Regions from separate parts of the Mus musculus genome. Here regions 1, 2 and 3 are each linked to region 4. A link is a loop called in an ENCODE intact Hi-C map of the cell type or tissue named here. Cell type or tissue: heart. All regions are shown on one strand. Links, peaks and the distances in the headings refer to the core of each region. The heading gives the core; the rest is flanking DNA. Region 1 overlaps Tmem135 (transmembrane protein 135). Region 2 has its middle 30 kb from the start of Tmem135. Region 3 has its middle 7.6 kb from the start of AI314278. Region 4 overlaps Tmem135 (transmembrane protein 135).

Evidence for each region. Peaks named below come from ENCODE experiments on the same cell type or tissue, not always from the same donor. Only the 100,000 strongest peaks of a DNase experiment are listed, where the experiment ranks them.
Region 1: a loop joins it to region 4, with 2.2 times the contacts of the local background. A loop is called at or near these places in 4 of 42 quality-filtered maps.
Region 2: it touches region 4 in a loop (7-fold over the local background); 10 of 42 quality-filtered maps call a loop at or near these places.
Region 3: it touches region 4 in a loop (8-fold over the local background); 37 of 42 quality-filtered maps call a loop at or near these places.

Annotation. Positions count from the first base shown.
Region 1 is chr7:89,262,065-89,269,733 of GRCm38, reverse strand. The region is part of intron 4 of Tmem135 (transmembrane protein 135); the gene reads left to right. Among named protein-coding and RNA genes, the nearest start is that of Tmem135, 73 kb to the left of the region's middle. In heart, for the core only: no CTCF peak of the experiment used is centred there; a DNase peak (open chromatin) is centred at 3,173.
Region 2 is chr7:89,364,554-89,372,222 of GRCm38, reverse strand. It overlaps a transcript of Tmem135 not described here. Among named protein-coding and RNA genes, the nearest start is that of Tmem135, 30 kb to the right of the region's middle. In heart, for the core only: no CTCF peak of the experiment used is centred there; a DNase peak (open chromatin) is centred at 4,302; H3K4me3 peaks cover 541 bases; H3K27ac peaks cover 3,213 bases.
Region 3 is chr7:89,414,914-89,422,582 of GRCm38, reverse strand. No RefSeq gene overlaps it. Among named protein-coding and RNA genes, the nearest start is that of AI314278, 7.6 kb to the left of the region's middle. In heart, for the core only: a CTCF peak has its summit at 3,394 (motif pointing right); a DNase peak (open chromatin) is centred at 4,742; H3K27ac peaks cover 1,811 bases.
Region 4 is chr7:89,165,234-89,172,902 of GRCm38, reverse strand. All of the region lies in intron 6 of Tmem135 (transmembrane protein 135), which reads left to right. Among named protein-coding and RNA genes, the nearest start is that of Tmem135, 170 kb to the left of the region's middle. In heart, for the core only: a CTCF peak has its summit at 4,110 (motif pointing left); a DNase peak (open chromatin) is centred at 4,112.

The DNA.
Region 1 (7,669 bases), core at 1,022-6,021, 97 kb before region 4:
ACATGGCTGTACTCTGACTGGAGATGCACATGGCAGGTACTGCTGAGTGGATTTGGTAGATGAAGTGTTTGGTCATCACAAAGAATAATTTACAGGAGGGATTTATTCCAAAGCTTGCTACACCAAACCTATGCTAGTGTGATATTTTGATTAAAAGATTGTAAATACTAAAAGCTGGTGATCACCTTTCTACTTTGAACTTTGGAGAAGAAGGCCATGAAAATATCTGTGTCATAAATATATTACTGTTAACCTAGAGACTGAAGTTTTATCTTCCTGCGTGTTACTAAATTTTGTCTAAAGGTTGGGGCAAAGAGGAAGAATGAGAAACATTGAGCATCTGCAAGTTAATTAATTTTAGCTAGTCTACAAAACCACTAAAGTACAGCGTGCTATGTGATGTCTTAATTATTCACGAGAGTGCTTGTATTAAGCATTTGGTTCTAAATGCTGATTGCTGTGTTTGAAGTGGTGCTGCAGGTGATAGGTAAAGAGATGTGAATTCTGTGCCTGGGATATCTCTGCTGATGTTTTAGTTTTAGCACAGGGTTGTTTCTGTTGACATTTGCATTGTAGAAATGTTCTTTGTGAGCACCCATGTAGCTAATCTTAGTACTAACAAAATTCTTCCCAGTAAGTTTCAGTTGCTAAAATACAAGTTTGTGTGGCTTTAATAATAAGCATTAAATATAGCCTTACATCAATAGAACTAATATTTGTTTAATTCTCATATATTATTTAACATATACTTAAAAATACTGTTTTTTAGATTGCCAAATTGACAGTAAAATATTTGTCAAAGGTCAGATTAATAAAAGGCATATTAAAATTATAAAATAAATAATCAAGTATTTTCTCTGGCTTCTTCACAAAAAGTAAAATGATGGAAAGTTTTTCTGATGCTAAAATCAGTTATACACGTGAGCGCCACTGCTAAGATTCTGCTTCACCACACTGTACTGTACAACACATGATCTTCCTGAGCTTTGCTTACATGCACTTGAGTTTTCTTTATTACATCGTTGTGCCGATGACTAAGGTTTCTAGTCTTTCAAGATCATCATATGCATCAGGTGTTTAAGAAATGTCAAGTCTTATTCTTTATTTTTAGTTTAATTCTAAGAAAAATATTTCAGACGTGAAGTTATAAAGAAGTTTCCAAAAGGACTCATAGAGGAGATTTACTGTCTGAGATTCTTTTTCTTGGAACTAATCTAAACTGAAGAGGAAGACCTGACATGTTTTACAACACCTGGTTAGCATATGGTGATTTAGAGTGACTTTCAAAAGGAAACTGCTTTATAATTTCATTTATGCCATCAGTAGTTTAGTGGTGTGTGTATTTTAAAGCTATAAAGATGCATATACATATGTGTGTGTGTGTGTGTGTGTGTGTGCGTGTGCAGACTCCTACAGTCCTTGCTTTTGCATGGTGAGCATGCAGTGCCTTTGATTAAAGCATCTGTATTTAACATTTTAAACATAAGGGTTATAGATGTTGACACAAGTTTTGTTGTAAGACTGCTTCAATTTAATTAAATTTAACAAATATTATCAGATGTGCGGGGCACATGAAGATATAAAAAGAAATACAAGAAAGATTCTGAAGTAGTTAAGAGAAACTTGATAGATGGGTCTCTAAGAAATAAGATGAAACTAAAAAAGCAGTGATGAATATTATCTCAAATTGCTCCCCCAAATATTATCTCAAATTGCTCCCCCAAGCCTTCCCTGTTGTGCCATGTGCATCAAACGTCCATCCAGTGGTTTGCACCATGAACTCAAGAATTTAACCCTTTCCTTTCCTTTCCTTTCCTTTCCTTTCCTTTCCTTTCCTTTCCTTTCCTTTCCTTTCCTTTCCTTTCCAGTTCCTTACATCCCACTGTGTGGGGGCTGGGGATTGAACACAAGTCATCAGGCTTGGTGGTGATTCATGTATAATTGTGACTAAAGCTTAGGCAATCACGTACTCATGAAAAATTCTCTGTTGAATGAATAAAGAATAAGAGGGTAGGTATTTTTAGATCATGTTTTCTAGTAAGAGGGTAAAGTGTTTTGGAATGTGATCAAACCTTACTTTGTATTCCAAGAGATTTCTGCTTCTGGTCTGTGTGGCTGCTTGAATAATTTCATCATGCTAGGAACTTTATGGGTGGAGATTGAAATCTGAAGCTAGTAGAAAACCTATTCTGACTGGCTTGGCAGTTTACTCTGGGGTCAGCTGGACCTGTGGTGAAATAACAATGCATGTTTCCATTGGGCATGTATCATCACATATAGTCATTGTATATCTTTGCTTTCTGCCTGGAGTGGAAAGATGGTAAAATGCATGTAAAGTGAAAAAGATGAAATGTAAAGAAACTCATTAAAGTGAAATACGTGAATATTTTTAAAAAAGAGGAGATGTAAAGAAGAATTGTATATGGGCTATAAGTAAAAATTACAAAGAAAAAGAGTACATGAGGTCAGAAAGGAAAGACAAAAACCCAAAACAGCCAAACCCTGCCCCACCTGGAAAAAACAAAACAGAACAGTGGAGAAACAGTTTCTGTCGACAGGGTAAGGAGCATGTTGGGTTGCAATGTTTGTTGAATTGCCCCCGTGGCACCGTTAGGATATGGGCCACCTACGAGTTTAGGTCACTGGGCCTTTCCTTCATCAGTAGGTTAGAGCCTCCCTGAAGGAGTGGGTTCATGGAGTGTTTGTTCCCTTTGCTGTCTCTCTGTATGTCTGTTTGTCCTCTCTCTGATGTATCCAAAAGGCCTTGACAATGTCAGTTCTTTTTAATTTTTGAGATTATAATTTACTTATAACTTTTTCCTTCCTCGTTCTCCCTCCAAATCCTCACATACCCCTCCCTGCTCTTCCAGTACAGTCTTTCTTTTTTTGCACTAATTGTTACTGCATGTGTATATGTGTGACTATGTGTACGTGTATGTGTGTATGTAAAAAGAATCTGGTCAATTTGTGTCATGTCCCTGTCTGTTTTCAAGGCTGACCATTTGGCTTTGGAAACCCTTGGGAAGAGCACCTCCCTCCTCAGCTCCCAGCTTCCTCAGTCAGGCTTGGGAAGAGCACCTCCCTCCTCAGCTCCCAGCTTCCTCAGTCAGGCTTGGGAAGAGCACCTCCCTCCTCAGCTCCCAGCTTCCTCAGTCAGGCTTGGGAAGAGCACCTCCCTCCTCAGCTCCCAGCTTCCTCAGTCAGGCTTGGGAAGAGCACCTCCCTCCTCTGCTCCCAGCTTCCTCAGTCAGGCTTTGTGGGCTTTACTCTGCCGCCTCTGTCATGTCTGTTGTTGCTGCCCTTGTCCAGCTCATGTGTACGCAGTTATGTTGTGATACATTGTGCATGTAGCTTCTGACATTCCTAGGAGATATACTCTTGCAGCTTATTTCCTGACCCTCTGGCTTTTACAGTCTTTCCAGTCCCTTTTCTTCAATGTTTTCTGAACCTTTCATGCAGAAGTATTTTATAGAGGAATCCCTTGGGACGCTGTTCCGCAACTCTTCATTGTGTGTGTGTTTTCTGTAGTTGTCTCCAGCTGTTGCGAAGCTTCCCAGCACCTAGACCATTGAGGCAATAAATTTCTGTTCAGTACAGATGACTAGTTTTGGGTTTTGTATCATAACATAGCAAAACACACCAAACAAGGGCGAGGGCTGTAGCGCCTCATCACTGTGGGTACCACTTGGTGTCCTGGTCCTAACTGGACTGTACTTCTCCCTCTCAGAGCAGGAGGCCCAGAGACCTTTCTACTAGCTGCTGGACATGAATGTCTCACTTGTTCATTTCACATTTCCTGATACGTTTGTCACTGGAAGTATTGAGGTTCACTGCTACAGCCCATGAACCCTGTGACCTGGGCCTTGGGAGTGAGGGAAGAGTCACCTTTTCTTTTCCCTGTACTGTTGGTAGGAAGAGTTAAAAGGAAACTTAATAGTTTATGTGTATAGTGAACACAGGTTTACAGGTGTGTGTAAAATTTATCAAAATATACTTTTAACTGTGGAGTTTATTCTTGTAACTGATCAACGGTGTTAAAATTTTATTATTAATTTTTTACAGTAACAAAAGTTCCTGTAGTATCCTAGAGTTTTTTCATGCTCCAGCAAAATAGAGCCAGCTTTTTGTAATAGGTTTGGAATACTTTGAAATACCAAGCTAGTTATTTAGTCATTGTTACTCTATTGTATGTCAGGTGGCTTTTAAATCCTTTGTGTTATGAGATAAAGAAGTGACCATGTTGGGATAAATTTACAGGAATGAACAGCAGGATGACCTTTCGTGTCTCCTTTCTAATGTCCTGACACCTCTCCCTTTCTGTTTGTCAGATTATTTAGTCTAGTTTTTGTGTGGAAAATGGTTATGCAAGCACTCCATTTTACATGTTAGATTGTAGCCTCATCGAAAGACCTGCAGATTCATTCTATTTCTTACGGAGAAAACATGGGCTTAATTCAGTTCATCTGCATTGGTCATTCATGGCCTCCTTGAAATCTTGGAGCTGTGAATGGAGGAAGTCTCTCAAGGATAGCAGAGTTCTCTGGGATGTTCATTGGGATGGTGCAGTATATGTGGGAGGTTACAGGAGGTTTCCCAACTCACATGACAGCAACCAGGAAAGACTGAAGTGGTTAGGAGCATGGCTGGGCATCAGATGAATTCAAATTTCAGTTCCAACTTCATGTTTCTGAGTTACTGAGGCAAGGAATCATTTCCTGGAGTAAGAAAAGGACAAAAAGTATGTTTGCTTATTTACAGATCAACAAGCTTTTAAAGGAATATCTCTACCTATATCTGTCTCTATCTATCTATCTATCTATCTATCTATCTATCTATCTATCTATCTATCTATCTATCTGCACAACTATATATGATTATATAATGTATGTATATCTCTTATGTATCATATATTATTATACCTTCAAATGCCAAAGTACACCAAAGCAGAAATAATGCATAAGTGGCTAGCATTGCAAAATCAGATTTATAATGCATGGTTAATATTTCAAACAGTTTGCTGATTTCAGCATGTTAAAGATGTGCAGTACTTTTTTTGAACTAAGATGTTCATCTCTATAGTCCCGTGTTCTTTTACTAAATCTGGATAAAGCAAGTCATTGCTCCTCAGCACAAGTTTGGAAGGTGTGTAGGCCTGCACTAGAAAGTGATGCTCAGTAACAAGGACTACTGCTATGTTTACTTCTTTATTTCCCTCTCCTGCAGTCCCTAAAGAATCCACAAAATGCTATTGAAGGGTATGTGGGTTTTTTTTGGGGGGGGGCATTAAGAGAAAAAGTTCAGCTTAATACATGAGAATTTTTAAATTTGTTTTTATTCTTTCGGATTTCTCTCCTACCTTTGTAATGTCATGCTAATGGTCTGAGAAGTTTGTGCTTGTTTATTGTATTATGCTTCGTGGTAATATAACCCAGTTTATTTATTGCATTATAACGTGCTCTTACTATATGTTTTTGCGTTTAACATATCTAAACAACTCTGTTAAATAGATCTGACAGGTTTTCTTATTTTGTACATAGATAAAGAAAACTACTCAGAGGGGTATATGCAGTATTTAAGTTTCCACGGGTCATGTATAAGGCTCAGAAATCTCACGCATTGGTGCAGGGGTTAGTGGTTGATATAGGCTACTCTATTCTGTCTAAATATTCCTTAACACTTGAGACTTCTAAAAAAATATGTAAGAGCAAGAAATGACTCTTAAACAGTCACAGCATAGAACTTGATTGTTTCATTTATGGCCTTTAATTAAAGTTATATCTGGGGTTCTGGAATGTAATAGCAGTGGTTTAAAAAGTTTTGCACCAGTATATCAGCCTTAGGCAGTCTCATGGGACAGAAACATGGTTTACCTCTGTGTATTAAATCATTTTATGCCACCACAGTCTAAAAGGGAAACAACTGCTGACACATTTACGGATTAAATTATTTCCATCATGTGATTAAACCAAATGGAAAAATAACTTATTTAATTAATGTTCATGTATTCATCTAGTAAATTCCTAAAAACATCTTATTTTGTAGCTCTTAATAATATTCCTTAGTGCTCTTATGATTTTTATTTATCTATTTTGATATAGCTATAATATACAATATCTAATGATTCAAATATTAAATACTTTATAGATGGAAGAATGGTTTGCATGTGTCATATTTATTCTCTTTTTGGTGAGATACAAACTCTGTAATTTAATGCAACTTCTTTATTATCTTGAATAAACAAATTATAATACTAAAGTCTCCCCTTGGAAAAATGTGCAGAAAATGGTAAAAACACGAATGTACATCTTAAAACACTATGTCTGATATTTTGTAGGACTTATATAGGGATAACTCATAATATGTTTAGCTTATCATTTGCTAGATGACATGTGAGAAGGAGGATATGTTATTTTTTTCCTCCACCAGTATTACCTTGTGGTATTTATTGGGATGCCTTAGCAGACTTCCATGGAAACAGTAAGAATGCAAGATAACACTTAATTACATTACTTAATGGAAATGGGTTATTGCTTGTGGAATTATTTAGATATATTTTGTAGTACTTAGATTCTGGAGTTTCTAGTACTGCTACATTGTCATTAGTTTAATAAAGCTGTACAATGAAGAAATTTAAGGGATATTGGGTTTAAAGTTTAGGTAGTAGTTCATTTAGAATGTGTCTCAAGGTAAGCTATCTTTTAATCTCCAAAAGTGATTAAGAAGATGAAAAAAAAAACCCCACTTCAATTTAATGTGTCATTGGATGAAAGTCTAGAAAGTTACGCAAGCAAGCATTCCTTTTCAGGAAATTTGATCATGTATTTATGAGGGACTGTTTATTTAAAGAAATATAGAAGAAACAAAGTAAATGTTTGCTAAGAAATAGAGAAGGAACAAAGTAAATGTTGGCTAAAAAATGTGCAATGGCCACGTAAGCAGAGGCTTGTCTTAGGTTTGTAATCATTTTTCTTGGTAGATGATTAATAGAAACAGTAATATAATAAAAATGTTTCTAATATCTGAAAATGTAGCAGCAACCTGATACAGGCCAAAAGACAGACTAGGACAAGGGGAAGGCATGTCAGTGTGGGCCTAGAGACCACAATTCTGCTATCTCTCTGACACCTACTAGTTTCTACATAACCTAATTACTTGCATCTAATTTGCTACTCTGGGAACTTGGAGGCCCTGTCAGTACTTCCCAGTGCTGCTTGAGTGTTCTGTTTCTGTGAAAGATGTCTAGCTCCCACCTCTTACTGGCTGTACAGTGATCTTGGTCATACCATTTTACTTACTCATTAGTTTGTAAAACTTATGATTTTTGTATTTTATTGATAGTATAAGAAAAATTTAATTACTAAGGAATTAAAATAAATTTCTAATAGTGCCTCATGAAAAGAAACTTAATAACACAGGCAAGTCTTGACAGCACACAGGGCCATGTCAGCCACTGTTTGGTTTTGTTGTTGTATGATGGTCATAGTCTAGTTTGTGAAGTCTTCATTGCATGGATGATAGTGTCTGTATTTTTAGGAAAGTACATACCATGAAGGCATAAAACATCCTTATATTGAGAGAAACATCCTTATATTTTAATATGGTTTTGTAATACCTAAGGAATTAAAGTTAATTTACATACTTGAGACACATTTGTTTTAACTCTCCAGTT
Region 2 (7,669 bases), core at 1,781-6,780, 200 kb before region 4:
TAATGAAAGGCTCACATGTGCGATGTGAAAAGGAAACCTCCCAAGCCACGAGGTAAGAAGTGCTGAGTGAGTGTGAGCAGGAGATTCAGAAGCTCCTCCCCAAGAGCCAAGCTTCCCTCATCTGAGCAGTGTCGGATGGGCTGGAAGTGATGCTGCACGTCTCGGGCTTGACCACCACCCAGACAAGGACAGGCAACCTGACCCCAGGACTTGACCTGGACCGTTGCCTGATTTCATAAGTAGGATTTATGGGATCACATCTATGGGCATTCTTTTATAGAATATCTGTGGCTGTATTTGGATCAAAACAGATATGAGTAGCTACAAGAGAATATGAAAATTCCAAATCAGGTCAAGACAAGAGATAGCCAGCTCACTCACTGCTGCTCATTGTTCATGTTATCTGTTTACTGTTTCCAAGGGGCCATTCATCTATCCCAGCAGTGACTCATGCTTCCACAAGTGTTTATTAAATGTTCTGTCTCTGTCTGTCTCTGTCTGTTTGTCTCTCTGTCTCTCTCTGTCTCTGTGTGTGTGTGTGTGTATAGACAGGCAAGCAAGGAGCTTCTAACCCTTCTACACCCTCACACCATTCTTGCTGTGACATATGAGATTGCCTCTGTACTTTGTGTGAATAGGCTTTTCTTTTACTTGTATAAAAGGGAGGAAAGAGGAAGGGGAAGGGGAAGAGGAAGAGGAAGAAATATACATGCATACATATATATGTGTGTATGAATATATATATGTGTGTGTGTGTGTGTGTGTGTGTGTGTGTGTGTGTGTGTGTGTATGACTATATGTACTAAATATAGAATACGTATATTGACCTTGGGCATTTCTAAACTCTTGTTCCTTGTTGTTCCCAAGTTTTGAACAAACAATTCTCTAGCTTCTTCTCCATATTCAGGCTAAGGGTATCTTCTTCATGGGGCTCCCTTTCATACTTAATCTAATTCTGTAACAATCCCAGACTGAGAGTGCAAGGTGGAAAGAGAAGAAAGATATGGAATTTGTACTGAGAGTCTGCTGTAAGACAGAAGCTGTTCAAGGAAGCCGACACACTTCCTGTCTTCATATCTGAAGGCAGCTGCAGGCCAGGATGAGTGCTCTTTGTATGCAATGCAGGCTGGGTCAGCAGAGGGAGACTTTGATTCATAATTACTGAGTGTGTCTGGCAGTCATCTGCCAGCTTTCATAATTAGGCTCTTGCTAAATGAGATGTTCTTTCTAGCCCTTCTCTTTCTGAGTTTGAAGTCTTAGAAATGTAGAATTAGAGGGAAACTAGAGATGATTCTGAAAAATAATTCACATGAGGGGACACTTTCATAAAAGGAGATGATGCAGAATGTTCATGCTAATCTGAAGAGAATGGCATCAATTTTCTTTGATACACACTTTAGAGAAAACCGACATCTACTGAACTTTTTCGCTGTGGCATGCATATCAACATTCACAGTATCCAGTGGATTATTATAATTACTTGGTAATAGATCTGGCTTATAAACAGAAAAATCTGACTATAGAAAGTAAAAAAACATTAGGCCCATAGAGGCCGTTGTCATTTGTTTCACTTCTTAGGGAAATATATCACTACTTTTAACACAATAGTGGCTCACAGTGGCCTCAAACTTGGGATCTTTCTGCTCCCATTTCCCAAATTGCTGGTAGTACAGGCAGGTGCCAGAGCAGTTGGTTCTTTTTGTTTTGTGCGTAATACTCAGAAGAATGCATCATCTCCAGACTTTACACATCTCTCAGTTGAAGGAAAACGATATGGTTAACATGTTAGACTTAATTTTATTAGCAAAACAAAGCCTTTCACCCAGCCTTCTTCTCAGACTTGTATTTAAGATCAGTGGTTGCAACTGGTCACATGGATACTTACCAAGAAAAAAGGTTCACTGGCACTTCCAAGGTCACCTAACCATAGACTAGATGTATCCAGATAACACCCATGTCTGAGCCACCACCAGGTTTTCTGCCTTCATCTTGCAACACAACCAACATCTGTTCATGTGTGTATTGTCTCTGTTTATGGCCATTTTCACATTACAATGCCAGAGCTGTGACCAACAGAAGGGCTTCAAAGTTCAGTGGATGTACAATCTGGCACTTGTCAATAAATTTTGCCAACTCCTGATTATTTCTATTATTGAACCAGTACCTTTCCCAAGCCAAACTGGGAGAAATTCTGGTAGAAAACCAAAAACCAACCAACCAACCAAAAACTCAAACAACAACAACAACCACCACCACCACGACCACAACAATAACAACAAGAAGCACTGTCATTTAGGCCATTTATTTGCAGCAGTTGTTATTTTTGCTCAGAAAGGCTAAGTAAACACAGAGCATAAGTTGAATAAAGATAATCCCAAGCACAAACTCAGTGTTCTCCGACTTCACATCTGTCATGGCTTGGATACAAAAGGCTCATGTGCTAAAGGGTTGATCTCCAGCTGCTGGTATTCTTGACAGGTGCTCGGATTATGAAGGTGCTAACAATGGACCAATCATTGAGGAAGTCGTTTTTCCTAGGCTATCAGGACTGGTTGAAAGCACTAGGTCGCCAGAGGCACACTTTGAAGAACAGATGTTGCCTGTGGCTATTGCTGTCTCTTTCTTTGCCTCTTGTCCCCCATGAGTTGTCACATTGACTTCCTTCTCCTCACCTTGGTGTTCTGCCTCACCATACACAGGGTCCAGAAGCCATGGAACCGAGTGACCATGACACAGTACTCTGAAATTGTGAGCCAAAATAAAGCCTTTTTCCCTCATGCTGCCTTCTCATGTATGCTATCCCTGTGGTGAAGAGCTAACTCAAACAATGTTCATTTGACTATATCATATTTAGGGGAGCTTTTCATCTGCAAAGGAACTATAAGATCTGTCTTATAGTTAGTTAAGCCAGAAGATATAAAAATCAGTCCATCTAAATAGCTTCACTAGACAATCATTTTTATATTGATATCGATATTCATTTCCCATTCTGTTCTCTCTCCCATGCATGTATAATATATACACACACACACATATTTATATATGTATGTACACACATACACACACAAGTTAGCTGACTTGAGCTATGGTAGGATTGTTTTCTCCTCTCCTTTATTTTTATAAGTATCTGAACACACAGTAAAGACTCAATGAAGGTGTTATATCCCATCCAGTTGTTAGCTTATATCAAGGATATATATATTTACCAAGGATATTATATGTATGTATAATATTCAGGTTTGCCTATTGCCTTGCATATGAGGCTGTGTAATCACCAGCGCATGTACACTCTATACTTGACATGTGTGTGACAGCTGAATGGCATCTGACCACCATTAACTGGTCCTTTGCACAAATGATTGTGGTTGCAGTTTGAAGGTGACATGGTTGTATTTTTAACTGTGGCCTGGCTGATCCATACCATTTTTATATGATGGGCACAGGATCCCTGTAGGTTGCAGGTCACTGCCTTGTCCTGTTTCTATGACTTCATTTGCAACCTTGCAAGGGCATCTCAGAGAGTAGTCAGAGAGCTAAGATATTCTGGAACAAAGGAAAGGGTGGCAAAGTGTGTGGCTTTATAAAAGTCTGTGGGGAGTTTGTTTGTTTTCCTCCTCTCAGCTTTCTCCATGCATCAATCAGAGTGGAGCTAGAAATGCCACTTGTCTACTTCCTGTCCTTCATTTAATCCTTGAGAAGCATTCTCCAATGCTCTCACCTCTCATGCATGCCTGCTCCTCTCGCTAAGGGATAATTCCTCCATTCTGAAATGCCCTACACCACTGGGATAACTCTCTAAAGCTATGCTACAGGCAGATTTCTCCTTGGTGGTTGAAAGTGTCCCTAATATCACAGTAGATGCATCCTGTGAGTTGCATTTAATTGTCAGCCTGTTTGCCCCTTGTATGACTCTATTAGCAAAACCCATGAGGAGTCAAGTGGGGCTTATCCCCGTGCAGTCAGTAAGTAATTAGCAAATGTAAGAATAAGGCAGAGGTGGAAAAAAAAAAACCACAGGGTTCCCAGAGTTTCAATAGGTCATGCTAGGGATTTCTAACTCACATTTTGTTCTCTACCACTCTCTAGGGGGGTTTCTTTGCTCCTTAGACCTTGGAAACTTCTAAGCAGAATAAGAGATCCTGTTTGGAGATCTTATCTTCATGCCTCCTTTCTGGGTGTCCCTTTTTTCTTCTCTCTCACCAGCCTGGCATTCCTCCTCCATACCTCTTAAGTGCCAGATTCTGTCATCCTGGATGGAGTGCAAAAGCTACAGTGTAATCTCACATTCTTTCAGGGCCACTGACCAGAGGAAACACAAGCTAGCCCGACCAGGCTCTCCTGATGCTGACCAGCCAATGGCCCTGCAGTTTCCTCTGTGTTTAGAATTCCTTATCTGGCATTGCTAGCAAATGCTCAAGCCCACAAGTCAACTAGAAGCTTATCTGTAGGGCTGGAGCTTCAAAGAGATAGCCATACACTGTTCCTCGGGGTCAGAGGCTCTGTGACAGTGTGAGATGGGAGGCTTTTGGGATCAGTCAACTTAACACGGGTAACACAACTCATTCACTTCTTTTGTTTTGAAACAGGGTTCATCTTCCCCTTATTGTACAATCAGAACAAAGGTTGAGAAGTTTTGTTCTTGTTTTTTAAACAATTTAGTACATTTGAATCTTGTATTATTTAATAATTTATATTACCTACACTTTGAAATATGTATTTTTTTGGACTTTTTAAGTATGAAAATAAGTTGGAAATAATTCCTCAAGATTTTATACTATTGAGTAAGCGAGACTTTAATGGCTGATTCTTGTTTATTGTATGTATATTGTATAGTCACATATATTGTATATGTAGAATAAGTTGTTTTCTTTATTTAGATTGGGTAGATATTTTGCTGGTTTCTAATAGTTTTCATTTGTACTGTTATAATGGCTTGATGAGAAAGCCTTTTACTACATGTAAACTACCTTCCTTAGCTTGAATTTCCTAGAGTGATAAAATGATAGCATAGAAAAATGGCAACTATTAGGAGACAATTTGTCAGAAAGTTTCTTCTCATTTATTCTTCTACCAAGGATGTGGCATCACCACTGTATTATACAGTTGTCTTATTTAATAATGACCAACAGTTTTCTCATTAAAATTATTTTTTTTAATTAAAAATTATTTTTAACAATCCATTTATGCCCCTTTCCTGTTTCCATTTCCATTATTTTTTTCATTTGTTTTTGTGTGAACTGTTGATCTCTGTTGATGCTACAGGCACACTCTTTTTTTTCTTCCAAATTTGAGGTTTACCGTTTAATTTCGATTTGTTTGGGTCATAATTTTTGAAGTACTTCAGTTTTATAACAATGTGTACTTCTGTTACTTGTAAACCCAAGTTCTCTCCCTCCTGGATATTTGATGATCATTTTTGTTGTTGCTTGTGTGTTTTGAGTCCATTTTTCCTTCTCTGCATTATTGCCCATTTTCTCAAGCCCAGCCCACTGTCTGGCTTTACCTCTGTCACTCAGTCTTGACCAGTGGGATCTCCACATCCCTCTAGTCACTGTGCTAAATTTAGGAATAAGCTTGCAACTAAATGCAGATCACTGGGCGACACATACAAAAAAGACATACAAGAATTGCATCTTACACTTATGGAAGAGAATCTAAATTTTCTGCTAGATATGAATATTGGAGGACATAGACTAGAGTTTTACTAAGCCATCTTCCCATCACACAGATTGTGGGAGTGAAGCTTATACTTGGAGAACAGACCCAGAAGGAGGGATTTGGACTCCCAGTGATACTGTGTAAACCCTTCCATGAAACCCTACTTGAAGACAACATAGCTAGACTTTTTATACAATGAACCAATATTTCTTTATTAATTTAAGTCAGATTAAATGGAGTTTCCTTTCAGTGAATACCAACAAAGAACAAATGCATGGTATATTACTGCCTATGTTTTTTGTTTTGTAAAGGAATTTTGGCCACAGTGTCCCAATCCTGCCATATTTCTCTTTCTGTTTCTGCTGTATGGCAATTTCTTCAGAGATAATACATTTTCTCATATAGGGAAACTCATTAAGATTCAGAAGGTTTCAAAATAGGCTAATTAAGACTTAATACAGAAAACAACTCAGAAGCTTCAGGAAGTCCCTGAAAATGGCAAATACACTAGCTCTCCCCTCTGCCCCAAGCTTGTATATGCTGTAAGGACTGCTAAGATACACTCTTCACCAAGCCTAGGCACCCAGAAGAGTCTCAGATCAGCCAAACAGCCTGGAAGACAGACAAATGAGGGGCTCAGACTGACTGAGTTGCCTGAAAGAGACACTCTCACGCCTATAGAACTGCCTGCAAGTTGTGCGAGAGCTCCAATGTTTCTAGTTTTGGAATTTATCACCCATGCTGGGGTGGACCTTGGAAATGCAGCTCTCTGAACTATGTTTGTTTCTGTAAGTAAGCTCAATAAACTCACTGGTTCAGCAGCAGCTTCCTTCTCACCAGTGCGTACGGTGATGTCTTATAGGCAGCAATGCTCGGCGAACAGATGGAGTCTGTTGAATGAGATGTCAGCGCATCCCACATTCTCTAAAAGTTGCTTTTGAAAGCCTCCTGTTTGTAAGCTTGCTAAGTACCACTTTTGTCTCTTAATCAGAAAAGTAATCTATAGAAGAAGTTTCAAATATTTGATCTCTCTGTGTTTGGATCCACATTAAACTGGATCTGAGTGTAAATATGTGCTTGGAATGCTCACTGCCTGCTTCAACAAAACAGAACAGGAAGATGGAGCATGGCTCACTCTTGAATCAGTGGCTCAATAAAAGGTAATGTTTACTTTCCATCCTTTGTAGAAAAAAAACCAAACCGGTTTTTCTTTGGAGCTTGATTCCTTTCACACAAAGCCACTGACATCGTCTCAAATAAAAGAGGGGCTGAGAAATGAGATGTTTTCCTGGTGATTACCATGAAAACTTGGCAGCGATTCTGTACCGAAATGACCATGAGCTACTGCTATTGTGTGCTGTTTAGGAAGCTTGCTCTTTTCCTTTGTACCCATTAAACCAGAATGTCATAGGCAGAGTTTGGAAACACTTGCAGAACACACTGGGGAAAGACATTAAATGATGTATCGTTGTGGGGACAACTGGCAATTCTTGACGTTTCCTCATTTAATAACTATTGATTTGGTTTTCCGAGTGAACTAGGGACCATCTTCTGCCACATCATTATTCAAAGCAAATACTAGAGTAATACAACGGGCTGATCATATGACTACCCACGTCACCATAACCCTGACTGTGGCTGAACTTGACCATTTATTATGTGCCAGACACTACCATGCAGCTGACACATTTTACATCTGTTATCATTCCATCATTCCTTCCATCTTTATCCATATAATTTGAATACAGTGCAGTAACTTAATGAGTGTCTGGTTTTACAGACCAAAGTAGAAGAGCTAGAATGTATACCAGGTAGTCTTGCTTCAGAGCTCAGCTGTTGTGTTTTATTGGTTCTCAGAATATGTCCACAGATAAGTTGATAAGTTTGTGGTAACAAAAGAATGTGGTCTTTGGGGAATAGTCATCTTTCAAATCTATTGAGATTTTAATTACACTTACATTTGACTTACAGACATGGGATTTACATCTAAGAATGTTTATTGCAACGTTGT
Region 3 (7,669 bases), core at 1,135-6,134, 250 kb before region 4:
ACGTGGGTTCTAGGGATTTGAATACAGGTCCTCAGGCTTCTATATTAAGCACTTTGCCTGTCAAGCCATCTCCCTGGACTTAGTTTACTCAAACTAGCCTGAGCTACATAGTGAGACCCTATTCCAACTAACCAACCAACCAACCAACCAACCAATTAATTAATAAGAAAACAACAACTACTTTGTAACTTCTTAAAGTACACTGTCTGACTAACTAACTAGCTAACTAATAACCAACGAACGAACAAAACAACTCCTTTGCGACAGATCTTAAAATAAATACAGTGTGTGACCTCGGGGGCTTTCAAAATGGAATAGAACAAACGGGTGAATTCAAGGGAAAACAATATCATTTAAAATTGTTATTTCATTTCTTTGTTGTGTGTCTGAGTATGTAGGCAGGTGTGCATGCACATGTGTGTACATGCATGCCAGAGAGCACATGTGGCAATCAGGACAACTTGTAGGAGTCAGTTTTCTCCACCTACTCTGTGGATCCCAGGGACCAAACTCAGGTGTCAGTGTTGTTAGCAAGCAAGAGTGAAGATACTCTGTAAAACACAGAAACCTCTCTGGCTAGTTTATTTTTAGGAGTCCTCCAGCCTTAAAAGCTGACATATTTGACTTGTTTGTTCTCATTTGAATTGCTTCTTGCACTAATGTATTTTGTTCCTCGTTGATTGCTTGTTTTAAAATTCCTTTTGTTCTTCTCATCCATAAGCAATTACTGTATCAAATACTGTTCAATTGCCATTGCAGCCATAAAAGTTAGATAACATAGTAACCAGACCACCATATCCAATAAGAACAGCAAGGCTTAGAGAGTTCAACCTATTCAAGTTCATGCAGCTATTAAGTGGCAGAGCCAGTATTCGAACCCCCAAATGTCGATGTCTAAACTCATGCACCTTCTACTACATGGTACTGCTTCAGGTATACGCAGCCATGCTTCTAGATTATGCACTTTACCCATCAGCAACATAATTTGCAAGACCAGGTATAAAATGAAAGTACGAGTCTCTGGGCTGGCAAGACAGCTTAGTAAGTGACACCCTGAATGACTGCCCAAGTCATTCATCCATGAAGCTAAATCTGCCAGTTACAGTGACTTAGTAAATGGTACCTACTGCCAAAGAGGAGACACATCCAAGCAGTGCGTAGGCCTTGACTACAGTGGCAGGCTACTTCAGTGACCAGTTTTGCATGCAGTTTTTCCGATATCCAGTGTGTGTCGCCTGAGTGGGACTTGTGGGCTCTGTATGTGACTTTCCAAGCATACTCCCATTGTTTTATTAGGCAATACTAATATTTCCAGTAAAGGGGTAACTGACAAAATCTGTGTGGTCAAGAGCACTGGCTGCTTTTTCAGAGGACCCAAGTTGGAGTCTCAGTACTAATGTGGTGACTAACAACCACCCTTAACTGCAGTTAGGAGATCTGACGCCCTCTTCTGGCCTCTGCAGGCACTACATGCACCACACACACACACACACACACACACACACACACACACACAGAGGCAAAACACCCATACAATATAAAGTAAAAATAAATGTTTTTTAAAAAGTTCAGACCACACCCTTATCTTTACACTGAGAACCTGAGGATGAGTACTGCAGAACAAATAACTCACGGCAAAAATCCTCTTAAAATAAAAATCTTTTTAAAAAGCATACATGGAGACCTGAAGGTATGCTCTAACAAAGGACAGTGGAATGAAATTTGCTAGACTCTGAGCCTCCCTCTTGCAGCGTGAAAGAGGAGGATAACTCCCAAAGATCCACTGAAGATCAAGTGTAGGTGTCTACTTCAGGTGCTTTACCACTGGTATTTAGTCTTCCAACATCACAGATCTTGTTTATGAAAGATATAGACATCTCACCAGAAATAATGGCCACGTGCATGGGAAAGCTTTGTAAGCAATTCAAGAAGTCTTGAAATGACTCCAGATCTTTATGAACCTGTGTTTGATGGTGAGTTCTATACCTATAGAATGGCCATATTAAAACTAGATAGAAACTTAGAGCTTAGTCCTCAGGGGGTGAAGGCTGAGGTCATTTGGGATAATAAATTGTTATAAATGTTTCAGAAGACCTAGATATCAGACTTCCCACCCTATCATCGGAAGTTGTCACCCCGCAATAGTTTGTTTCTACTTAAACATTGTACCAAGTGGAACAATCTCCTGCTACAAATAGCTGCTGCTTGGGCATCAGTGAAAATTTATGGAGCTTTCAGACAAGCCAGAGTGTCAGCCGATGGAAGGTTCTTGTCTATGGGAACAACCTAGGAGGCAAACACACAGAAACAGTATAAAGTAATTGGACGGACTCTGGGAGGCAATGCAAAGGTGGGCGTCATCAATGTTCTCTGACCTTGGAAAGGTTCCTAGGACAGAACACAGAAACCTGAAGAACGAATCGAAAAGATATGAAGGGATGGAGGTCTTCTGAATGATAATAAATGATAAGTCCATACAGCTGAAAAAAGTGAAACTGTGTGTGCGTGTGTGCGTGTGTGTGTGTGTGTTTGTGTGTGCAGAGCTGAGAGGAGTTGGAGCTGGTTGGGTCACAGGAAGAAGGCATGGGAAATCTGGGAGACAGACGAACAGCCAGACTTCAGACTGTGCACATCACACCACGACGTTGAACTTTTAGGAAGAATGTTACCTCTTGCTGGGCACGATGGCACACAACTTTAATCCCATAACTTGGGAGGCAGAGGCAGGCCGATTTCTGAGTTCGAGGCCAGCTTGGTCTACAAAGTAAGTTCCAGGACAGCCAGGGTGATACAAAGAAACCCTGTCTCGAAAAACCAAAGAATGTTACCTCTTGTGATGCATCGTAGATCCTTTCATGGCCACGGCACAGGAGGTCATCAGATAGCTACCTGCCCTGGATAGTCCTCTATCAGGTGTGGGAGGACTGTAGGTGAATGCATGAGATCCTTTGAGATCCCAATCATCCATTTTCTCAAAACATCAGACACTTCCCATGTAAAGCAGTTCAAAATGGCAGGTGCTGCTCAGGCCTTAAATGTGTCTTGAAGATGCCCATGAGCTGTCTCCAGTAGTGAGGGACTCCTCCCTTCCACTAGCAGACATCTGAGCAGGAAGAGGCCTTCTCAGACTGTTCTCTCTCTCACAGCATCTCCTAAGAGCTTCACAGTTCTCATCCACTCTTAACCTACAGCCAGTCTGGCTCTGAGGAGGAAGCATCATTTTGCATGACAGGAAATGCATTAGGAAAATGTTTGCTCTCACCTTCCTTCTGCATTCTTGGGCCTTAGGGGTACTCAGAAGTGCTCTCAAGGAGTGGGTTTTCTTCCAAGAAAAGTCATAAGCAAACAAACAAAATGCCTGTTTCTGCCCTAAAATTGTTCTACCTTGCATAACCAGTAGGTGTCAGAAGACTCCTATTTTAAAACAAAACAAAAACAAAAGCACTTCATAATTACTGACCTAATGATAACAATTTTCCAGTGTTCGGGTTTCTTAGTTTTTTTGTTTTTTCAATTCCACAAGAGGAAACATTGCAGCTGTGTGTAACCTACCTCTTCAGAAACATCTTTGACTGACAAACTGGTTCTAATTCCTCCGACTACCCACAAATACAATGAGACCTACTAGGGAGGCTGTGGCCGATAGCTTTTTGTTGAAATATCCATGGTAAATTGACATTTTGCAGGAAATTCCATTGCATTTACACTATTTATTTAATAGAAATAATCTCTGCGATTATTTGCATTTATTTCTGAAGTAGGATGTTTTCCCTTCCTTGGAATAGGCTCAGGAAATGAGTGAAGTGTTCAGGAAGTTAGCTAAATGCTGATGTAAACCCAAAAGGAAGATCTGCTGTTGGGGGACGGGGGGCTTACAAAAACAAGAGAGCCTAGAAAATGGGACTCTCATTCATTATGGAAAATGGAATCCAGAATTCTGATTTCAAAGGAAGGGAAAGAGGGATAAATATTTCAGAGGATCTGTCAAGCACCCCAGCTTTTACTGATAGCAGCAGCTGGTGAAGAAACTGTTAAGCAAGAAAATCAAGATAGGCGATGACTGGGACTAAGGCTGCATTAAATGAAGGCTTTAATAGGAAATTGTGTCAACTATTCCAGGAAATAAGTCTGGCAGGAAACTCCCGAGTCCTGAGTTGCTGGTGGGTCCCTGAGCACTCCATAAATGAATAAACATTTTCTTCTACCCTAAGGAATCTGTGCCTTCTACCAACATGGTGTGCCACAGACCCTCGGCCGCACAGGGGAGTCTCATAGCGCAGCGAAACTCATGCCCCCATACACTGTGAGTCAGTGATTCGACCCCTGTGACCTTGCATGCTATTAATCTCTAGTTGGCCATTTTGAGTGTACCGTATCTAATGAGACAGAGGAGTACATTTTAGAAGTAAAGTCTTAGTTCACTGGACAGGGTTGCAAAGGACAAGATTGCATCTTATGTGAAAACTGCTGATCACTGCCCTCTGTGTCCCTCAGCACCTACCTTTCTGCCTTCACAGTTTTTTTAATCCAAGCTCTGCCTTGACTGTTTTCCAGCCCACAGTCTACACAGCAGCAACAGCAAAGCCCAGAAGGCCACCAACATAGACTTTGCTTGCTTTCCACTGACTCCCCAAAGCCAACCTCCAGGCCCTTTCACAACTTGGCCTCATTTGCCCTTCCCTCCCACTCTGAGAATCTCAGACTCCAGTTATGCTGAAAAGACTTGGTGCCCGGTACCTCCCTCCAGGCAACACAGGGTCAAGTTTATTCACACATTTATCATTTTAGCTTGGGTGAAGGCAGGCAGATGGGCGTGTACCCCTTAAACATCTGTAGAACAATCTAACTGGGGTTCTAGAATTGTGGCATGACAGTATTGACAGAAGCAACTTCCAAAGATACCAGGCAGAGTCACCTATAGAAATTCCCTACCAGGCACAGACGTTATAAATCAACATGTATTTGGAAAAGATGTCCAACTGGAGGTACTTATCAGAATCTAATTATTCAACGTCTCTGATGGCACATCGAGGCGGGTTAGTTTTTAGCTTTCATGCTTTACATGCACAATTTAGAGGGTCATTAAGAGGAACAGAGCCAGGCTTCTAAGGGTCACCATGTCTGTTACACTCACCCTTCCCTTTCCCTTCTCTCTTCAAAGTTGTGTGAGAAAAAAAATTGAATGGCGAGATAAGAGCGGCCAAGAAAGGGTTACATGCTGCTGAATACCCAAAAGCCATTCTCTTATCTAAGCTGAAGCAGTTTGGAGGCTGGTGTCAAGAAGAAATAACATCATGGGTACAGTAAACTCCTTGCACCAATTTGAGGGTGGGGTCAAGGAAGATATATGTTCCTCACAGCACCTTGCCAGGACAGTGGCTGGCCCATGGTGGGCACTCACTCAGCATTCCAAAGCAGTGATTTTTTCCAGGTTTAAAGCCTACTAACATAAGCTAAGTTTCTTTTCTGTTCATTCAACTGCGCTTGGGGACTCAAAGTTAGAGTTTATCTCTCATGGTTTGGTTTGGTTTTGAATCACCTCCCTTCTCCATTTCTGGCCTACTCCCGTGTTGAATATGCATCAGACACTCTGCAAATATTTGTTAGGGCAAAGAAGAAATGGCAAGGAACAGAAACCTAGAGTTAGTAACACTGTGTGGTAGGTCTTTATCCTGTAACCCATTTTGAGGCTAGAGAATGTTCTTGAAGGCTAGTGTGCTAGCATCTCCCGAGAGAGTCCTGTCATCCTGGTGGCTCTTGTTACCCGTGATTTTCTTTTGTGAACCTCATGTCACTCAAGTTCCCAAGCCCCTGCCTTTCTTACTTGCTCCTCCCCTCTCCTTTTCTCATTTTGCTCCCTTTTTGCCTCTTTCTTCCTCTATAAGCATACTAGAAACCTGTGTTCTCAGACAGGTGCAACTCTAGGCTGCAGAAGTATGTAGAGAAACACTGTTGGGTGCTCAGAGGCTGCAGGGGGCCTAATCTAGTGAGTGAATGGATGCAGACCATTCCGGATGGCACAGGAAAGCTCCAGAGTTCAAAACAAAGACCAAGACTGATGAAGTGAGAAGGAACAGAGGAAGTGGCAAGCCAGAAGACCAAGGACATCTTCCCAAGACAGAAAAGACAGGAGTTTCATCCCGAAGACAGAACACACATAAGCTAGTTGAAAAGACAGAATAGGCACTTCAGACAAGGGGGGAAACCCACCCATCCGCACATACATGCATACAGGCATACAGCTATAAACGCACAGGCAAGGAGGTGAGGGGGAAATCTCAGTTAACTAGGTCCAGTTTTCCTCTGTGACTTATCACTCCATCACATGGCTCTTACCCTGGCCACTTACAGCCCAGCAAATGGAATGATGCAATCCTCGGGCCTTTCAGGAAATTCAGCTACCCAATCTTTTAATCTCTCATTAGGAAAGTAGCCTGGCCACAAGATTAAGTACATTCTTGGGTGAAAACAGGGCTGGATGTGAGGGAGTCAGAATCTCACACAAGCGCTCAACTGTTCCTTGGCCTGCCTTAACCTGGTTGTCCAGAGAAACTGCAACCTTGGTAGGGTGAGGAACAGAAATGGTTCCAGAAAGCTAGCCTTTGGAGAGAGAAACTTAATCTGTCAGGATTAGTAAACACCAGAGGCAAACACAGCCTTTTCTGCTGTTCCTCTGCCCCCTCCCCCCCCCCCCCACTTCCACTTCCCATCTAGCAGAGATCTATACAGGGAACTAAAGAAACTGGGAGTGACACCTGGTCCAGAGAGACTGCCTGTTGCCAGCAGTGGTGGCTTCCAAAATACACACCCACCTTCCCAAGGCTCTTGTTCTCTGATTCCACCCTCTTTTACATTTGTCATAGCCCATGAAAACCCCATTCCTCCCAGAAGCCCTGTCCCCTGTCTCTTTGTTATTATTCATGTAAAGTTAATGAGTCTTATATTCAATTTGTATGTAACTACAATGTTTAGGCACTGTGGCAAAATTTGTGATCTTTTTCAATTTTATTGCCATTTCCTTCTTTCTTTCCCTCCACCTCCAAACTAAGAATCCCTAGAGGAAGTATTTAAAACTTTCCTCTCAGTGGGGACAGGATTCTTGGTGGGAGGCAGGCCAGCGGAACTCAGGCAACTGATGGGCAATGAAATGTAATTCACTAGGTTCTCATTGTGGGAATGTAGGTCAGAATCCTTTGCCATGACAGGCTGCCGATCAGTCGGCCACGGATCTCATAACCTCAGGATGAAAGAACTTGAAGGAAGAGAGCAGAGCTCTCTAGGAACCTCAGGTGATGGTGAGGTCCATTTTGAAGCAGTTTGGATTAAATCTTTGCAGGGCCAACACATTTGCAGAACATTGGATAGATCCTCCCAATTCTACCAACTCTGCTGCTTTGAGAAGGAAAGCTAAGAAGTTTGAGCCCTTCTCTCAGTGTAGTTTATTTCTGTGCACAGAACCTCCAAAAACAGGAGGCTGAGGCTGACCTCTTTGGTCAAGAGTCAGCTCAACTTTAAAATTATGATCGCATGTGAAGACTAAAAATGGGAAAGGGAAAACTCAGTTCTCAGCACAGAAATGCTGGAAATCCTTAGCCTGCATTCCAGTTAGGGTCTTGGCCTCATGAGCAGAACTCCCACTGGGGGTAGGTGGGTGGGAGATCAGCTAAGT
Region 4 (7,669 bases), core at 1,560-6,559:
GTACACAGTTTATGCGCAACTGTAAATACCTAATGTGCTATAGAAAAGCCTGTTACCAGAAAGATCTTTTATCTAATCACCCTGCTTGAAATTAGTGTGAGAAACATGGACTAATGGTATCATGTTCTGTAGAAAAGAGGAATTTTGTTTTGAATTTCTTGAGATATTCTAAATAAACCTAATTGATTCTCAGCAGTTACATGTTTGGCATTAATAGTAGACAGGTGCTGCTGTTTGCAGGCGTGTGTGGTGCCTCCATAGGAGAGCACACATCCCCTCTCCTGCGTCCACCGTACCTGGCCTTGGGATGTGCTTTGGCTGAGTAATTTAAGTGGAAGTGACTTATGCTTAATTAGAAGCAGGAGTCCAGTTTTCGACATTTTCTTTCTTTCTCCGCTTGACAACTCACATTCATTCCAGATGGACATCTTTCTATCACATTAAGACAAAATAAAGATGGCCACTAGTCTACCAATAGCCAGCCCTTGATACACATGTGGCATGAGCATAGAATAAACTTGTTAGAAACCATTGAGATTTTGTTTCTGAAACTTAACCCAGCCCCCTAGTTCCCAGGCGTTAGCATGAATCTGCAGAACCACATGGAGGATTTCTTGTAACACATGTTGCAATACATCCTTTGGCTCCACTGTTGGAGTCTCCAAATGCTGTGGATCTAGAGAAAGAGTCCACGCCTGCAGTAAGTCAGTGGTAGCTTCCAAGGCTTTACATTTCTCACATGGAAAGAAGCTGTTTTGGAGGGGAGGCAGTGCAGAAAGGCAGCCTCAAGTCTTGACCAAAGCATGCTTTCAGGCAAATCATGGTTTGAAAGTGTGGAGCTGAGCGCCTGTTCCTTTAAGCATGCCCTTTGTAGCATGTAAAGTTTGTGTAGCACCAGCTGAATGACTGCCACTGTCTTGCTTTGCATCTGTGGTTATCTTTGGAAACTTACAGATGCTTATCTCTCTATGGTATTTCTTCTTCACAGTCAGAACTCAAGCTAGAGAGCGAGCCATTCAAGGTGGACTTCCTGTTGTCTTCTGATAGATGGAACTAAACTCTTTGGGGAGAGTTCTCTTCTTTGGCATACATTTCTCAATAATGAGAGACTAATGTTAATATTTTCAGGTAGCTGATCACTTTACTCACTGTGAAAACTCATTTGCTATATTAATGACATAGATACCAATATATTTGAAATACATTATTATGATCTATTTAAAATATTTTGTTCCATCTTTTTCCCAATAATTATGGGAGGAGAAAAAATTCATAATATTTACCAGTCTTGAGGTCCTTTAAAATAATAATGGTTATAATTAATTGCATTTACTATAAAAAGTTTTATTTCTAGCAATGCTATGAATTTGAGGCACTTGCTAAATTTTTCTTGAACTTGTGTGAAAAGTAATTTCAGTCTTATTCCTAGTACTTTTAATGTGCCAAGTGTGAGCAGGCATTCCTGGTGAGGAGCCTGCAGCCAGACCCTTCAGCCTGGGTCCTGGAAGTCGCCTTCTACTCCTTTTTGTCTTCAGGCTTGACCACCACAGCTCTACAGAAATGTATCCTATTGACATTTCTCTTTGGGTGATTCTTGGCTTTTAAGCTATTGCAGAAAGCTTGGAACACTACTTTTCCTAGTGCTTGGATTTTAAGCAAAACCCATCCAAGCTTTTCCAAGTTTAAGGAGAAATCTGATTCTGTTGGAGTTGTTGCTGTGCGTTTAAGCCCAACTGTTTCTGATTTGTATGTGGGACACAGCAGAAGGCAGTGCACAGTAATCATTTGGAGGTTCACACTCGGTTCCCTGCACATGCTGCCTGCCTCAGCGGCATTCTTTGGGTTCCTGGGGACCAACCCAATCCCCAGGGCTCCAGGCATGAAATGAGCGTTCAAAAAAATATTTATCAGAGTAAAAAGCAGTATTGTTGATTCACTTGAAAGTGCACGAAGAGGATTTATTGAGATTATTCGGAGTTAGGATTGCTCATGGAGAAACAAAACAAACTTTCCCAATTTAATTGTTGTTCTTCTAGCTCTGGACTGCTGTGTATGGTATAACTTACAATAAGAACACATGGTTTGTTCTATTTGTTATGTTAAGTGGTATATGGAGGCTGAAACAAAGCTCCACTGGTTTTTGTTTGTTTTTGTTCTTATTATTTATTTTAAGTTTTTAAAAAAAGATTTATTTATTTATTGTATGTATATGTGAGTACATTGTTGCTCTTTTCAGACACTCCAAAAGAGGGCATCAGATCCCATTCCAGATGGTGTGAGCCACCATGAGGTTTCTGGGAATTGAACTCTGGAAGAGCTGACAGTGCTCTTAACTGCTGAGCCATCTCTCCAGCCCCACGAAGCTCAAGCTTATTATTCAAGTAATAATAGATGTAAGGAGAAGGTTCTGCAGTGTACATTTAGGCATTGTAATGTTTTAACAACACATATCCTAAGTCTGAATAGTAACTTTGAAGCAGTCAGCTTAACCTATTTGCATATGCACTTATGATTAAGACATTACAAATTTAAAACAAATGTAAAAAGCAATTTATTCTATTCCAGTTTTTGTCATTTGCATGATAAGCAAATGTAATAAAATATACAATTATTGGTCAAATCTCATATTTGAATTATGATTTAGTACTAAGGTATATTAGTACTTTTAAAAATGAGGTAGAAAATAAACTACAAAGCTTTATTATTTTGCAAGAATAAAAATTTAGTTTATTAAAAACAAACTACTTGAAATTGCATGTTTTAGATTTATTTACTCACTTCTCTTATATAAGTGAGTGTTTTGCCTGTGTGTATGTATGCACACCTTATGTGTGCCTAGTGCCCATGGAGGTCAGAAAGGCTGTTGGCCTTTCTGGAGTTACAGATGGGTTTGAGCTACTGTTTTCATGCCAGGAACTGAACCCAGATCCGCTGCCCGAGCAACAGGTGCTCTCAGCCACTAAGCTATCTCCTCAACTCCATGAATTTCCATTAGAATGAGCAATCATGACCCTCAAAATGTAAGGCATTTAAGTATATGCATTCATTCTTTTTAGACTTTAAAAAATTTCCATTGGATTTATTCCAAATTAATTTGTGGTTTTGGTACCAATGATACAGCAATTGAAAAACTCCAAATTTTGTTGATACATGGCTGTTATTATCATTGGTCATTTTTTTCATAACATCAGATTTGTAAAAATCTCAACATTTGAACTCTGAGCAGTTTCTTTTAAAACCAGTTTTTCTAGTTTGTCTTTCCTTTTTCATCTCTGTGCTCTCACGTGATTTCTGTGAGTCACAATTTAAGTCTAAGGTTGGAAGTGATGGTTCAAGTACTTAAGGCACGATGCAAAGGTGTCTGCAGTCCCTGGATGACCAGCAAGTTGCCTGTTGTGTAGCAGATGCTCAGTTAATTATCATTGAGGGGATTAAGGTAGAGTGTATACCGTTAGCTACATGTAATAGTTCGGTTTCATGGAAACTGTTCAATGAGTCAGAGCCAACGCAGAGCACCGAAGTATAGGAGTTGATACATGATAAATGTCCTCTCCCCATATTTTGGAGTGTGTGTGTGTGCATGTGTGTGTGCCTGTGTACATGTAAAAAGTAATTGAGCCTTACAATTCTTTCAAGGTTGGTTAAAAAAATTATGGCTATATCTATAAACCTTGTAACTATCAAGATTTTCCTATAACATGCATTTTTTTTTTTTTTTACGAAGAAATACTATAAGTGAAACTTAGGGAATATTTTATATTGATTACATTAACTTAACGGAATCGTTGAAAATTAAGCAGAAAAAAACAATTTCCATTCTCACTGTTTTCAGTGTCCTGGGGACTATAGACTGACTGAGGCAAAAGTGGCAAGTCACACATTCTGTGACCAATGCAAAATATTTTACAACTTTGTGAAATTACAGTACTATAGAAACAGAACCATCAAAACTCAGATATCATGGTATTTATTAACAAAGCATAATCTAACATTTTCTTAATGATATTTTGAATTCCTTGTAAAGTGCATTTAGAGGAAAGCTTGCCAGATAGGTTGCTTCCTTGGCACAAGTTCTTCCAGGGGTGGCTCTGTAGTGACATCTGCTGGTGAGGGGTGTAAAGTGCATCTCAGAGTGTCATGCAAGTCATTTCACAGGAATTAAAGTAAGCTTGGGGGAGAAGACGGCGTTTTGTACAGAATTGTCTCTTTTACTATTACTTACACATCTAACTCAAAATTTGGACATTTGATCAAGGATGCTATTTTAATAACATAAGTATTAGACTCTGCTTCCTGAAATGCAGCCTATAGTTCCATCCTGAGTCTTTGATAATAGTTGTATATCTACTGAGATTTTTGCTGCAGAGCTGAAAACCCCTTTCTCCGTTGCCATCATTGGCTTCTTCTTACACCTTACATTAGCATAGAGCCTTGCAAAAGTAGACTGGGGGCTGAATTATGTTAGTTTATGCCATCTATCTGCACAGACTAAATAGCAAGTTTAGTCACACATGAGTTCAATGTATTAGCCCTATGGACAGTTGAAAATAAAGTGAGACTTTATTTTAGAGAACTTGATGAAATGTCTTTCTGTGTTATGCTTATGGATAAATCATGCATACATACACATGCACCTGACACTTGTACATCTGTACTTGGTTCCTTGTTTGTGGTTGTATCTAGCCTCCCGTGTTTACACACTGTGTAAAAACTTGTCCCCCATGCTCCCCAGACCTTCATAGTCAGCGCCGGCATCCTTTACTATCTGGTATTCAGCTCAGGCATATCTCACTCTTATATTTCCAAAACAAAGCTCATTTTCTCCCTGAATCCTATACAGTTTCTCAAGTCAGTAGATGGCTATTGTGTTCTCTTTGCTTTAACCCAGATCTGTCAGTAGGTATAGAATTCTCTCTTGTTTACTCCACATTCAAACTATGAAGAAATTTTGATTGCTCACCCTTGACATATATTCACGTTCTTCTCCTTTCCCTTCCAACTGTGGCCACCGTCCCCAGGCCTCTAACTCAGCCTTCCTATCATCTGTTTTCCGCTCAGCGGCCGAAATATTTCTCATATAACTTTAGACAGATTCTCCTCTACTGAGATCCTTTCAAAGTCCTTCCCTTGCCCAAAGGCGCCTCTGCATGGTAGAAACTCCCTCCGTTTCCATGGCTATATTTCCTACCATTGTGCCACTCACCTCTTTCCCTCAGTTCTAGCAACTTCTCTCTCTTCTGTGTGCACTCAGGACAGCTCTGTACTTGTGGCTTCAAATTGAAATTCCCTCCCTCAGTTCCTTAAAGTTTGAAACTGATAATCATCCGTTGCCTTCTTAAAGCTTGACAAAAGGAAAAGCCAGGTCCTCCCTCCCCTGCCTTGTAGCCCCCCCCCCCATATCAATTATTCTGGGTCTTATACTTTTGAACCTCTCCCGCAAGGTGCATGTTAGATGAGAATGTGATGTTCTTGTGTCCATGGATGTGTAATGGAACCTAAGCCAATTCCTGCACATGGTAGATACCCAATAGGTAATAGATACTTAGATGAAGACTTGATTTGCTCTGCCTTGTAAACACCAAGGCCATAGCAAAATGAAGAGCTTTCTAGTGGGGTAACCGTGTGCTTGGGAAAATCACATTACTTAAACTTATGTTTTTCCACCAAAAGAAAGTGTTTCAAAGAAATTTAAAACCCATACTCTAGATTGGTGGGCGGTGACGGAGTGGGCAAGGGACCTTGTTGAAATCTTTGGGTCATGCCTTCCACATTTAACATAGATTTTCAGTAGTGTTTCAGTTAAGTTAATACCTGCACAATACATTCAGTGTCAAAATGTGGGGCCACGTTTTAAAGATTCTTCTTGCAGAATAATTACTTTATTGTTCTTTTGACCCTCAGTTACCTTAACAAACCTTAGACACGTGAATGGGAGAAAGAACAACCCCTTTTGAATCCATGTTAAGACTTTATCAATATGAAGTGCTTCCCACAGGGTTCTACTGAAGAGCCAGACTTTGATCATAATGAAATTGCAAATTCATTTGTATACGCCCTCTTTATGCTTGAAAGCTACTTTTTGATGTTTGGTCTGCAATTAAATGTATTGTGCAGAGCCACAAATATGTCTTGCTGACTAGACCAGGTTGTCAGAATCTTTTAACTATTCAACACTGCACAAAGACAAATGGACATCTTTTAACAATGACATCCCAAGACCAAGGTTTATTCCCAGCTGTACATAATCTTTTAATTGATCTGCTGCTCTCTCTTTTCTAGTCACAAGGTCCCTTGCCCACTCCGTCACCGCCCACCAATCTAGAGTATGGGTTTTAAATTTCCTTGAAACACTTTCTTTTGGTGGAAAAACACAAGTTTAAGTAATGTAATTTTCCCAAGCACACGGTTACTTTAATTTATAAATTCCTTTGCCTTCCTTCACATTCTGTGTAGATATTTATGTCATGTATTACCTAAATGTAAACTTTTGCTTACATTTCCCACTGTCAACATGACCACTAAGTCAGTCACCATGTTTCACTGGCATAAAGCTTAAATGTTTTAAAACATCTTCACGAGGCTTAAATATTTGTAAATTTTAGGTCACATACAAATAAAATTTATTTTAAAATTAAGGCAGTTGTTTCATATATTTTCTTTATGGCTTGTCATATAGGTGACAAGCAGAATGAATTGTCCACTTACATTTGAAGATGCACTTTTTAAATTTGAGTCCAATGAGACTGTCATTTTGTCATTAATCATTACAGAATTTTTTCAAGAGATTTTGATAATAAATACCCCAGATCCCTTTTATGACTGATTATATCAAAGGCTCCTTGTTGGTATAACCTTTTTTGCTGAAAGGGCTTTTGAGTATTTCTAATGTCTTTAAGTCCATTTTAAATACTTAGTGTTAATCTGAGAATTTTAATTACAACATAGCCTGCATCTTCCCTGGCTAAAGACAATGAAATTAACAGGAGGATGGGAGGGAGAAATGCTTGACTATTCAGATTATCACTGCCACTACCCTGCACCTGGAATTCTGAATTCGATTAGTCTGTTAGTCCTGTGGCCTCCCTGAGGTAAGGTTGTTGCAGGTCTTGAGCACCCACGAAAGTACAAATGCACACAAGCCTACCCCCCAGGGCTGTGTTGTTATCAAAGGAAACATGACTAAAACTCCTAAACTGCACAGCAATGATAAACGTTCAAGAATTACTATTTAGATTCTTCTCCTCCCAATCTAAGTCTGTGCCTATCCCATGTTCTCTTCCTGCTTGGCCTTAACCAGTGGCTTTGTGGGATGCTGCAGTGAACTTGAAGTCTCTGTGCCTGCTCGGGCCTGGTTGCACCTCTGAATTAAGAGGCAGGAATTGGCGCGGGTGAGGTGCTCAGAGAGTGCATGTGCTGCCCTACCTCGTGGGGACTCAGCCCCCAGGGATCAGGAGGGATGAAGAGCATCTTAGCCGTGTTCCAGATCCAGTGGAACCCTTAGGATATTGACATTAGCATCCCTTTCCCTGGCTCTGAGCCCTGAGTTGTGTTCCTATGCCAGAGGAAATCTTTAGTATACTAGTTGTTTTGTGGAAGGGGACTTGCTGTATTTTTCATTGCTTATGCCATTATCGAAAATTTTTACACTTTAAACCATTTTTAGGAAGGA